Linked DNA regions of Homo sapiens: regions 2 and 3 are each linked to region 1. The links are chromatin contacts, found by Hi-C in ENCODE. All regions are on one chromosome and are shown on one strand. Each heading gives the region's core, a stretch centred on a gene start or an enhancer-like site at or near the end of the contact. The rest is flanking DNA. Distances are from core to core; before and after follow the strand shown.

Evidence for each region. Hi-C counts contacts between places; a loop is a spot of excess contacts on that map. Pooled maps may share reads with other maps.
Region 2: a map with no recorded cell type shows a loop between it and region 1 (5-fold over the local background). The contact joins two enhancer-like sites. A Hi-C loop is called at or near these places in 18 of 37 single-sample maps with no recorded cell type and 5 of 50 pooled maps.
Region 3: a pooled map shows a loop between it and region 1 (3-fold over the local background). The contact joins two enhancer-like sites. A Hi-C loop is called at or near these places in 6 of 37 single-sample maps with no recorded cell type and 2 of 50 pooled maps.

The regions. Positions count from the first base shown.
Region 1 is chr4:104,741,573-104,744,978 of GRCh38, forward strand. No RefSeq gene overlaps it. Among named protein-coding and RNA genes, the nearest start is that of CXXC4, 250 kb to the left of the region's middle. RefSeq lists enhancers at 1,494-1,723, 1,754-1,903. Within about 2 kb of position 1,764, at least 2 of the 41 ENCODE cell types and tissues checked have a DNase peak (open chromatin) inside an H3K27ac peak, as active enhancers do.
Region 2 is chr4:105,059,873-105,063,335 of GRCh38, forward strand. No RefSeq gene overlaps it. Among named protein-coding and RNA genes, the nearest start is that of TET2, 85 kb to the right of the region's middle. RefSeq lists an enhancer at 1,081-1,180. Within about 2 kb of position 1,604, at least 7 of the 41 ENCODE cell types and tissues checked have a DNase peak (open chromatin) inside an H3K27ac peak, as active enhancers do.
Region 3 is chr4:105,190,006-105,193,510 of GRCh38, forward strand. TET2 (tet methylcytosine dioxygenase 2) reads left to right here. Exons shown (of 11, transcript NM_001127208.3): 2 at 355-500. The region is part of intron 2 of TET2-AS1 (TET2 antisense RNA 1); the gene reads right to left. Among named protein-coding and RNA genes, the nearest start is that of TET2, 45 kb to the left of the region's middle. Within about 2 kb of position 1,991, at least 4 of the 41 ENCODE cell types and tissues checked have a DNase peak (open chromatin) inside an H3K27ac peak, as active enhancers do.

The DNA of each region.
Region 1 (3,406 bases), core at 514-3,013:
TCTTTTACTATTCAATATAAAAGAGAAACTACCCACCCCAACCCCAGCCAATTTCTAGCTCCTTCTGGGTTTATTTTTTTATGGCACTCATTATCATGGGGATTTATTTTTGCCACCTTATATATTTTATATGTATCTGTTTGTTATCTGTGTCCCTCCTGCCACACATACATAAACACTCCCTCACCACGTGTGTGTGCATGCACGCACACACACACACACGAATATGAGCTACTTAAACCAAAATCTATCTGTTTTCTGCTGTTGCTCTCAATACCTAGAACGGTGCCTGACATGCAGCAAAAGCCTCAAAACTTGCAAGTTTTATGAAAAATTGATTCTGTGCACTCAGATTTTAAAAATCAGATAAAAAGGCAAGGGAAACTTACTAAAGATTCTGATAAACAGTTTACAGTGAAAAATTGGGGGTTAGTATGTTTTTACTCCATTTTTTTAGACCCTTTCAGGAGCCCCAAATACAGTCCTCTATTGTGAAATAAGGTAAAGTATATCTGACCAAATCAATATCCAACTACATCTCTCACCTACAGGGGTCCTTACCTTTGCTTCCACCCAGACAGTAGCCAAGTTTGTTTTCAGTCACAAATAAAGGATTAAAATTTACCTGATTCAAGCCAGGCATAGAAAAAAGAATTAGAGTTTAGGCATGTGTAGAATGTGATTCTTGTTATCTCTGATCTACTTCACGGGAAGGTTTGTTTCACTAGAAGTTGCAATGGACTCGTATCACAAAAATACCTCGTGCATCATTTTTAATCCAAAAGAAGGTAGGTCCTAACTAACTTATTATTATTCCCTTGCTTTTTCTCTAAAAACATTTGTTTGCCTCTGTTTTATAACACTATGGGACAAATGAGGTGAGGAGGCAGGTGTCTCAATAAGAAAATGCTAAAACAGAGCAAAGCGTGGTAGAACTCTCCCGAGAGGAAGTGTTCGCAGAGGTTTCAGAAGGACCTGAGCAGGCAGGAGGAGGAGATGCTGTTTTGTATTGGTCCCATGTATTTGGCAACCCTGGAATATAATATGGTGGTGTTATCATCATTTCATGGAAGAATTGTTCAGAAACCAGGGAACTGGAACATAAATCTCACTGTTCTCTGGCTAGGTCAGGTACCTCAATCTCTTTCCTTTCTATGAGGCATTAGTAGCCAGTGGAAAAAGCATGAACTTTAGAATCAGACAAAATTGATTTTGAGTTTTGGATCTACTATGTGTTAGCTGTGTGATTTGAATATATCACCTAACCTTCCTGATCCTGTTTCTGCCCATCTAAAATTGCATTTATAATATCTGCTCCCTAGGACTTTTGTGAGGATCCAATTAAGTTATGCGGTAAAGACCAAATGGTCTTGAGCTATGAAAGTCTGTTTCCTTCTTTATTGCCTTCTTCTCCCATAATAAAAACAAAAACAAAAACATAAAATACAATCAGCTAACTCTTGATAAAGGCTGCAACTGTTAAAGTGACATCTTATCATTTGTTTTTGAAGTAAAGATTACAAATGCTTCTCCATAAGTGTCTAATAAAAAAGACCTAGGTGTCAAATAATGTGGTTAGGGATTAATGAAAACTTCTGCATTTACCTTCTGTACTTTGAGTAAAGCATTTAAGATCCAATGGTCGGTACATGTCCTTGCAGCGTTCATCCCTTAAATTTGGTAAGAAAAGAACTGCTCAAATCTTTAGCTTGTAGGAGGAGACATAAGATAAAATGCAAGAAAAACTTTGGTATAAAGAGGAACCGAAAACACGATTTGCCCCTGGGGAACGTCAGCTCTCCTCTGTCTGACTCTCTTTTCACTCACACACAAAAAAAATACTGAGAAATTTCAAAGTCACTTGGTTAAAAGAAAACTTTAAAACAGCCAGGGTGCCTACAAAGCAATCCCTATTCTGCCCTGAGTTATGTAGAGAGCAGCTTGGATCTTCACATATCTAATACAGTGTCAGAGCCAAGCCAGTCCCAGGATTATCATGAATCTTGTATGAAGGCTAAGTGTGGCTTCAGCCTGCCACTGTTTGAGGGGTAGGAATTGGAACCCCAAATTTAGCCCTGCGTCCTGCTCATGTCTCAAGGGAGTGGGAGCCTTGAAAGCTTATTTGATTGCCCAGTTTGATATTCCCAGTGTTTAGTAGTAAAATCTGCACCACAAGCTAGCAAAAATAGAAACTCTGATTCTAAGAGGAAAAAATAAGATGGATGCAATTATACAAGGAAGGAGAACAACAACAACTCTGAAGCTGCATGAAATAAATATTTTCTTAAAATCATACTATGGTCCTTTGTAAAGGGAAATAGAGCTAAATATTAATAAACCATATGGCTTTTATTGAATTTATTTCATTTAAAATATGTCTAAAGGCACCAAAATAACTTTAGGCTCTAATTTTAAGGAAATTCATTTTAAATTCTCTATTTTGAAATTTTATTTACTCACATTGCTTATCTCTTGAAATGTAAAGGTTTGATTTGTGACAATCACTTACTCTATAAGCACCCAAAAGTGTTAATGACATCGTGGAGGTGTCCTAAGACTGAATCTAGCAGGATGAATAGTAATGCATTCTGAAAGATTTCTAAAAAGCTTAGTGTATTTCTATATAACAAATGTATCTGTGCAATTTTTATCTTCCTAAAAAACAAAGGATTAGAAGTTACATTGGGAAAGAATGAGATATGAACAATACTTACAATATTTTACTGTTGTATACTATCTTATAGCTCATTCAGATATTTTTTACAGACAATATAGTTTCTCATTTTTACATAACAACATGCCTGTTAAAAAAAATTCCCTCTTTTAGCAGATGATGAAATTGGGGCCCAGAGAGCTAAAGGTTCTTTACCAAGTAAAAACACAGCTAGAAGACAGTAAAGCCAGGGCCAGCTGGCAATTCCTCTGGCCTTTGAGTTATGGTCTAGGCCAGCGGGCAATGAGGATGAGCAACATACCTAGGCTAAATGATTTTTTTTTTTTGAAGCTATTTTTGCCCCATACCTATGATACTCCTATGTCAGTATTTTCCTTTTTTGCTTTATACTATAAGAGTAACATACTTTTCAAATTTCTGATTTTATAATTCAGGAACAAAAGTAAAAAGGTTTACTGGAAGGGAAGTTGATAAGATTATTTTCAAATCATTTTCCAAACATCTTACAGCTTGCAGTTTGTTTAGCTTTATTATGCTTTTATATTTTAAATAACAACTGTTTTAGATAGTATTTTATTGTTTTTTGTTTGTTTTTTGAGATGGAGTTTCACTCTTGTTGTCTAGGCTGGAGTGCAATGGGGCGATCTCGGCTCACTGCAACCTCCGCCTCCCAGGTTCAAGCAATTCTCCTGCCTCAGCCTCCCGGGTAGCTGGGATTACAGGCATGCACCA
Region 2 (3,463 bases), core at 354-2,853, 320 kb after region 1:
GTTTTGTTGTTCAGTTTCAGCCCTGTACTAGTTTTATAAAATTATATCTATTTTGGGGGGCTCTTTCAAAGAAAGTGTAACTAATCAAGATATATTTGAAAATGTACTCATTCAATTAAAAACGCTTATTAAGCGATTGACAGGTTTCAGGCACTGACTGTGTATTAAGCATACAAAGATAAGGAAGATATGGTTATACTAGAAGTAAAAACCTATCCTTAATAATATTCTGGGGCAGCCGGGCGCAGTGGCTCACACCTGTAATCCCAGCACTTTGGGAGGCCGAGGTGGGCGGATCATAAAGTCAGGAGTTCGAGACCAGCCTGACCAACATGGTGAAACCCCGTCTCTACTAAAAAAAATACAAAAATTAGCCGGGCATGGTGGCATGCACTGTAATCCCAGCTACTCAGGAGGCTGAGGCAGGAGAATTGCTTGAACCCAGGAGGTAGAGGTTGCAGTGAGCTGAGATCACACCACTGCATTCCAGCCTGGGCAACAGAGGAAGACTCCATCTCAAAAAAAAATAAAAATAAAAATAAAAAAAATATATATAAAATATTCTGGGGCATTGCATACCACAGGCCAGAACAAAATGACCCCAAGTTATAGGAAAACAATAAAACAGATTTGTCATACTCTAGAAATAATTCAGTCAAAAGTACTAAACATTTTTTCAATGAAACAAGAAAAGTCATGTTCTTACTGATGACTATTTTACTACTGTGATTGTCTTTTATGTAAAACTTTTAAACCCTAGCAACATTAGCCATTCCTCCTGGTTCCTGTTAATAAGTCTGTGCTTCACTGAACATCCTAATCACCCACATTTACCATCACTTTACCATGAAAGAGGAAGAGAATGGTGACTTCACAAAAGTCAATAAAGAAGAAGTGGAAACAGTGAAGTGAGGGGAAGCCTCAAGGCAGCAACTAAGAACAACCTATAAGCACAGAGAATAATAGTGGTCAGGTTTTTAAAGACCACAGGACCTCTGGGAGTGACTCATTTGGAGAACATACTATTTCTGCCTTTGACTCCACAGTGAGGTCTGCCCATACGGTGTTGGTGGTGTTATTTTATGTAAGATGTAGCTCAGTTGCCAAAGAAGTACATGTTTTCCTCAGCCCTATATGACTTAAAGATCCCTCTAAAACTCAAATTAACACATAACGTGTAAATCACATATACACAGTGTTTAGTGTCATATCATAAAATGTTTTTGCATCAATGAGTTAGTTGTTACTGCTTCTGCAGTAACATCTTCTGCAGAAGGAACTGCAGATATGTGAGTATAGGAGAAAATAAACATATCCCTCACAGTCTGCTTTCTTTGTTTAATTCATTCACTAGACTGATCATTCTAAGGAGGATTTTGTGCTGCTCTTGTTTTGCTGCTGGGCCTATCCTGTTTCCATTCCCAAATCAAGTATTCCTGGAATTTAAGGTATCACTTTACCAGCCTGACCACAAGTTCCCCATTGTTTCCTCTGCTCTGCTCATGACCTGGAATAATGCCTCTCCCTGGATACTAAATTTACTGACCCTGCCTAGGACCGAGAAGATTGATGAGTCCTCAACCCGTGCATGTCTTCAAAAAGGTAAGACAGACCAGCAAAGCAGTAAAATGACAGACCCATTGTTTGAGCCCAACGCTGGGACTTCCCCTTTTGTATAAGCTGAGTCACATTTTTCCTGTTGTCAACTTGAAGCCTGTTCGTTGATGTACGATAGGACTATCTTGCTGATATATAAAGTCAGGCAGACAGGTTTCCTTGCATTTGTTTGCCTTACCTTGGACCCTTACCAATTAGAAACTGTCCACTGGCCAAAAGAGATAAGACATGGTTTATTAAAGCTCAGATACTACATTGAATGAAATAATTTCTGACAATTTTCTTCTGTTAAAGTGCCATCCGAGGTTCCTGCCTTGTGCAATCTTACTGATTTTGACAGAGGTCTTTTGGGATGTATATGTGCATTTTATTCTTGATATCTGTTCAGTTGACACATGTTTTAAAACCACAGATATATTTGATTGGTTGGCAAATTGTGAAAACAGGAAGTCAAATAATGGAATCAACTGTGAAACAACCATAACAAGTGAAGCTTTTCTGCTTAAGTGCCAAGATGGGAATACTGTTATGAGTAACAAACAAAATGAAATGATAATGTCAATATAATTCCAACAGGAAGAGTGAGCATCTGGACTGCCCTAATTATCATATTTCCAGTGCTTTATAACCAATGAAATGGTTTTTACATTTTACTCTCCAATATTGTTGCTAGGCATGATAAAAAATCTCCAAAATTGAGAGAGGGATGTGGTGACATTTTCTAGCTAGGAAATATTTGAGATTTTTTCTTTTTTTTTTTTTTTTGGTCGGACAATCACCACTTGCATTGGACTTCAAAAAAATACCTTGCTGGGGCCAGGCGCAGTGGCTCTGCCTATAATCCCAGCACTTTGGGAGGCTGAGGTGGGTGGATCCCTTGAGGTCAGGAGTTCGAGACCAGCCTGGTCAACATGGTGAAACCCCGTCTCTACTGAAAATACAAAAATTAGCTGCGTGTGGTGGCGGGCGCCTGTCGTCCCAGCTACTTGGGAGGTTGAGACAGGAAAATCACTTGAACCTGGGAGGTGGAGGTTGCAGTGAGCCAAGATCCCGCCATTGCACTCCAGCCTGGGTGACAAGAGTGAAACTCCATCTCAAAAAAAAAAATAAAAAATCTACTGATTGCTTACTCTAGAACAGGCACTGTTGTAAACACTAGGGTTATGAAGGTCATGGCAAATCACCTTCTTGCTTATAAGCATTTGCACATTACACCGAGACTTTTCTTGTAATGCCTCAAGGTTTCCAAGTACCAGTTCTCCTGTGATAGTCATTCTTCCATGGTGAATTTTCAAAAGGTTATCAAGCAGTGTAAAGAATAAAAAAAATCCTCAAATCAATAGATATGAGGAACATATGCAAATATTAGAATAAAATGAAAGAGACGATTTTTAGACAAAGACCAGGAAATACGATCTCACTAGTATGTATTAAGTTTATAAAACTTATTACTTCAAAAATTTCAGAAACATAAACGAATTTTAAAGACACCTGAATAAACTTGAGGCAGGGCAGCTGTTAGCAGTATAATGAGGGAAGGGTGGAGCATGTACCATGCCACAGATGGGAAATCCTGTTCTTCCATCTTCCATCTTCTGAGAATTTCTATATGAAATATGTTATGGAAATGATGGCATGTGCCATCTATTCAGACAATTGAGTTTTTAAAGTATGATCAATATTTCTCAAGGTCTGCCCCTGCCAGAAAAGAATTTAAAATATTACAATGGGACATTTTAATGTCATCTTGTTGGAGGGAGAATTAATGAGGACTTGGCACAATTGATTGTTAGTTAGAAGATTAAGTCACAATGCATATATTAATCTATTTAACCTTCAAACACTG
Region 3 (3,505 bases), core at 741-3,240, 450 kb after region 1:
CCTCAACTTCTTACCTAGGTGATACTCTTGTAAGCCACACTGTGAACCACTGGATTCAACAGATGAAGTAATATAAGCCACTGGCTCTTAAGCCTCATTGATTATTGCGGTGAAGATGTGAAGACTAAAGATGCTTTGGGCATGGCAAAGTGTTCTACAGATATTAGAATTGTTATTATGGTACATTTGAGAGTGTCATTGCTTTGAGAAAGATTCTCTAAGTTTTTTAACAGCCACACTGTAATGGAAATATCCAATTATAGGTATCCAAAACCTTTTAAACTCTTTATATCAGGTGTATATACCCTGTTCCTTTTTGCTAACTTAAAAATGTTCAAACTCTGTCTTCTCTAGGCTGGCAAACATTCAGCAGCACACCCTCTCAAGATTGTTTACTTGCCTTTGCTCCTGTTGAGTTACAACGCTTGGAAGCAGGAGATGGGCTCAGCAGCAGCCAATAGGACATGATCCAGGAAGAGCAGTAAGGGACTGAGCTGCTGGTAAGACAGTGGAGACAGTTGACACTTGTTTGTCAAGTATGAATTTATTCCTAATGTAATGGTAATCTCTCTCCCAAACTTCAACTTCAAGTTACCCTGCACCCTCTCAAATACTTTTCTTTATTGTCTATGCTTAGGACACATGGATTAGATTGTTAAGATTTGTGAATTTACTAAAGTTGTGTACTGACTTATGTATAGCTGTATTTTTCTGGAGAAAGATAGATTTTTATCAATTCTCAATGTCTATGGAGTTTTTAAAAAGAGGTAAGGATTATTCAAATGTAACTATAAACATAAGAAAATGTGATATCTATAACCAGTTGTTAGAGTATTTATCGCCTCCATTTTGCTTCACTTGTAGCCACTTCGTCTCAATCTTGTTAAGGACCAAATAAATGGTATTTGTGGTTACTTGCTGATCTGAAAAGTGAGTACCTCCTGCACCTGGCTAGTCAGTCTTGTGACAATTTGGTGCCATAGAACTAGCAGAGAACTAAATTATGGAATGGCAGATCTCAGGAGCAGCTATGTGATTTTACATACGGTTTGTTTTTAATGGATAGAGACAGAGTCTGGCTATGTTGCCCAGGCTGCTCTGAAACTCCTGGGTTCAAGCCATCATCCTGCCTTAGCCTCTTAAGGAGCTGGGATTACAGGTGCATGCCCCCAGGCCCAGTTCATATGATTTTCTGAAAATACAAAAGAAAGAGGGAGATACAAAATACTTTTTTAATCATGTTCTTATAATTATCTTAATAAAAATCAATTTGCTCTGAATGCCATGACCTGCTGAGTGTCCCAACCTAAGGGTTGTCAGACCATTTTCTCATATATGCATGTATAGAAGTAGGGAACTAATATATTTTTGTCTAAAATGTTTAAGATGAAGATGAGAATGAATTCTACAATATATAATTTTGCCTGAACTATATAAGACAGTTAAAATTATAGAGACATTGCAGGAGAGACTCTGGATTAGATAGAAAAAAGGAAGAATTAGGCTTTTTTTTTGTCTATAATCCTTTTAGTAGGTAATTCAGCTTCAGTTTCACTAAATCTTGTTTATGCATTCAGCATAACAAATCTTCTAATAAGCCTGTATAGCTCTAATCTCTGCCTTACTGCAGACACCTGAGGATATAAGTATCCACTCTGCCACTTGATACTTCTCAGAGACTGTTCTGGTGCTGAGAAATCCTTTCCAGTGTGTCCTCAGTTGAACTCCCATGATTCCTGGATGTTGCCATTTTCAAGACACAGGGCAAGCGCATCTGTCTAGATTACCTCTCTACCTTGGGAATTTTAAGTCACTCTGTGAGGGAAAGAGAACTCAGTATAGTAGTAACTCTCAGAATGAAAATTTTCCCCTTGCATGTTAATATTTTTAGAGTAATCATTGTCACTGAAAATAGACTTCCTCTTTCCCCTCTCATGCTGGAAAATCTTAGGTAATTATGAATAAAGCATTCTTTACTTTTCCCCTCCTCCCTTGATGATTGCTTTACCTCACTCTGTGAGAACTGTGACTACTCATTCTGCTCTTGTCTTTTACATGAGAACTGAGAGCGCATTTTTAAGATGGAATTTTCCTCCTTAATGAAGTCATAACATTAGTCAGAAGATTTTCTCTTCTTGAACGTTAAGCCTGGGTAAGGAATAAAGTGCAGAAGTTTATGGAAAATTATAAGATAACTTAAAAAAAAAACGAAGACAACAAATTAAAATATTAGCCATTGAGGGAAAAGGTTTTACAGGTAGCTCTCTGAGGAGTTCTTCCCTCATATCTCCTCAAAAATCTTGTTTTGCATTTAATTTTTTACAGTTGGATAAGCTCAGCCCTTGACATATTTTCAATAGCAAATAAGCCTAGAGTTTATTTTTAGTACATTTATTAGGAATGTGTTCTTGGGAAAATTATTTAACCTCTGTAAGCCCTGCTTTAAATGGCAAAGAAGAAAGTAGGTAATAATAGATAATAACAGGATTATTTTATGCATTACCTGTACATTGCCCAACATATAGTAAGTTCTCAATTTTATATTGGTATTTGTTTTATTATTAACCACTTTTATTAATGTTGCTTTTAGTTTTTGAAATATGAATTCATTCAAAAATATTTCTTGAGCACCTGCCAAATACCAGGCACTCTTCTAGGAACTAGAGTGGCATTAATGAGTAAGAGGCAAAAATCTCTTCCCTTGTTGAGCTTAGAATCCATTAGAGTAAGAGACAGACACATACAAAATAAAATGTATAATATAGTAAATACCAAGAAGTGCTAAGTTTTAAAAATGTAAAGCAGAAAAAGGAAATTGAGTGGCAGGGTTAGGTAGTAATTGAAGATATAGTAGTCAAGTAAGGCAGCTTCAAGAGAAGATTATGTCTTAAATAAAAATCTGATAAAGATATAAAAACAAGCCATGAAGTTATCTGAAGGAATTGCAGGTAGTGGAGAACAGCCAAAAGACCTGGAGTAGTAAAAGGTTTTATGCAGAGTGATTTAAAAAGAATCACAGTATCTTATACATCAGTAAATATTTACACATACACTTAAGTAAGTGATATGGACAAGAACTTTGGAAGTTGAATAGCAAGGTCCATCTGGACTATAACAGAGGAGGCTTCACAAAGGAAGGTGACAGGGCATGGCCTGGATCCTGAAGGACAGGAAGAATTGGGATCGATAACAAAGAATGACATCCCAGTGGAGAGAAGTGGAGGGGAAACAGCATGAAATGGAGTGAAATAAGAATGTTGGCCTTTAGGGCAGGAATGGGCCAGGCAGAGGGCAAGTGGGAAGCAGGAAAAAGGCGACCTTGTATAAAGTTCATGTTGGCAAATAGAGAGAAGATGGGAAAGCAGGGTAAGGCCAAATTTAGTAAAATCCTAAAGTCAAGCTAAAGATTATTGCATGCTATCCTGAAAATATTGGGGAATAATTAGAGCAGATGAGTAGAAAGGTGAATTCTTGTATTTAGCTATATCATTATTTTTACAAATTT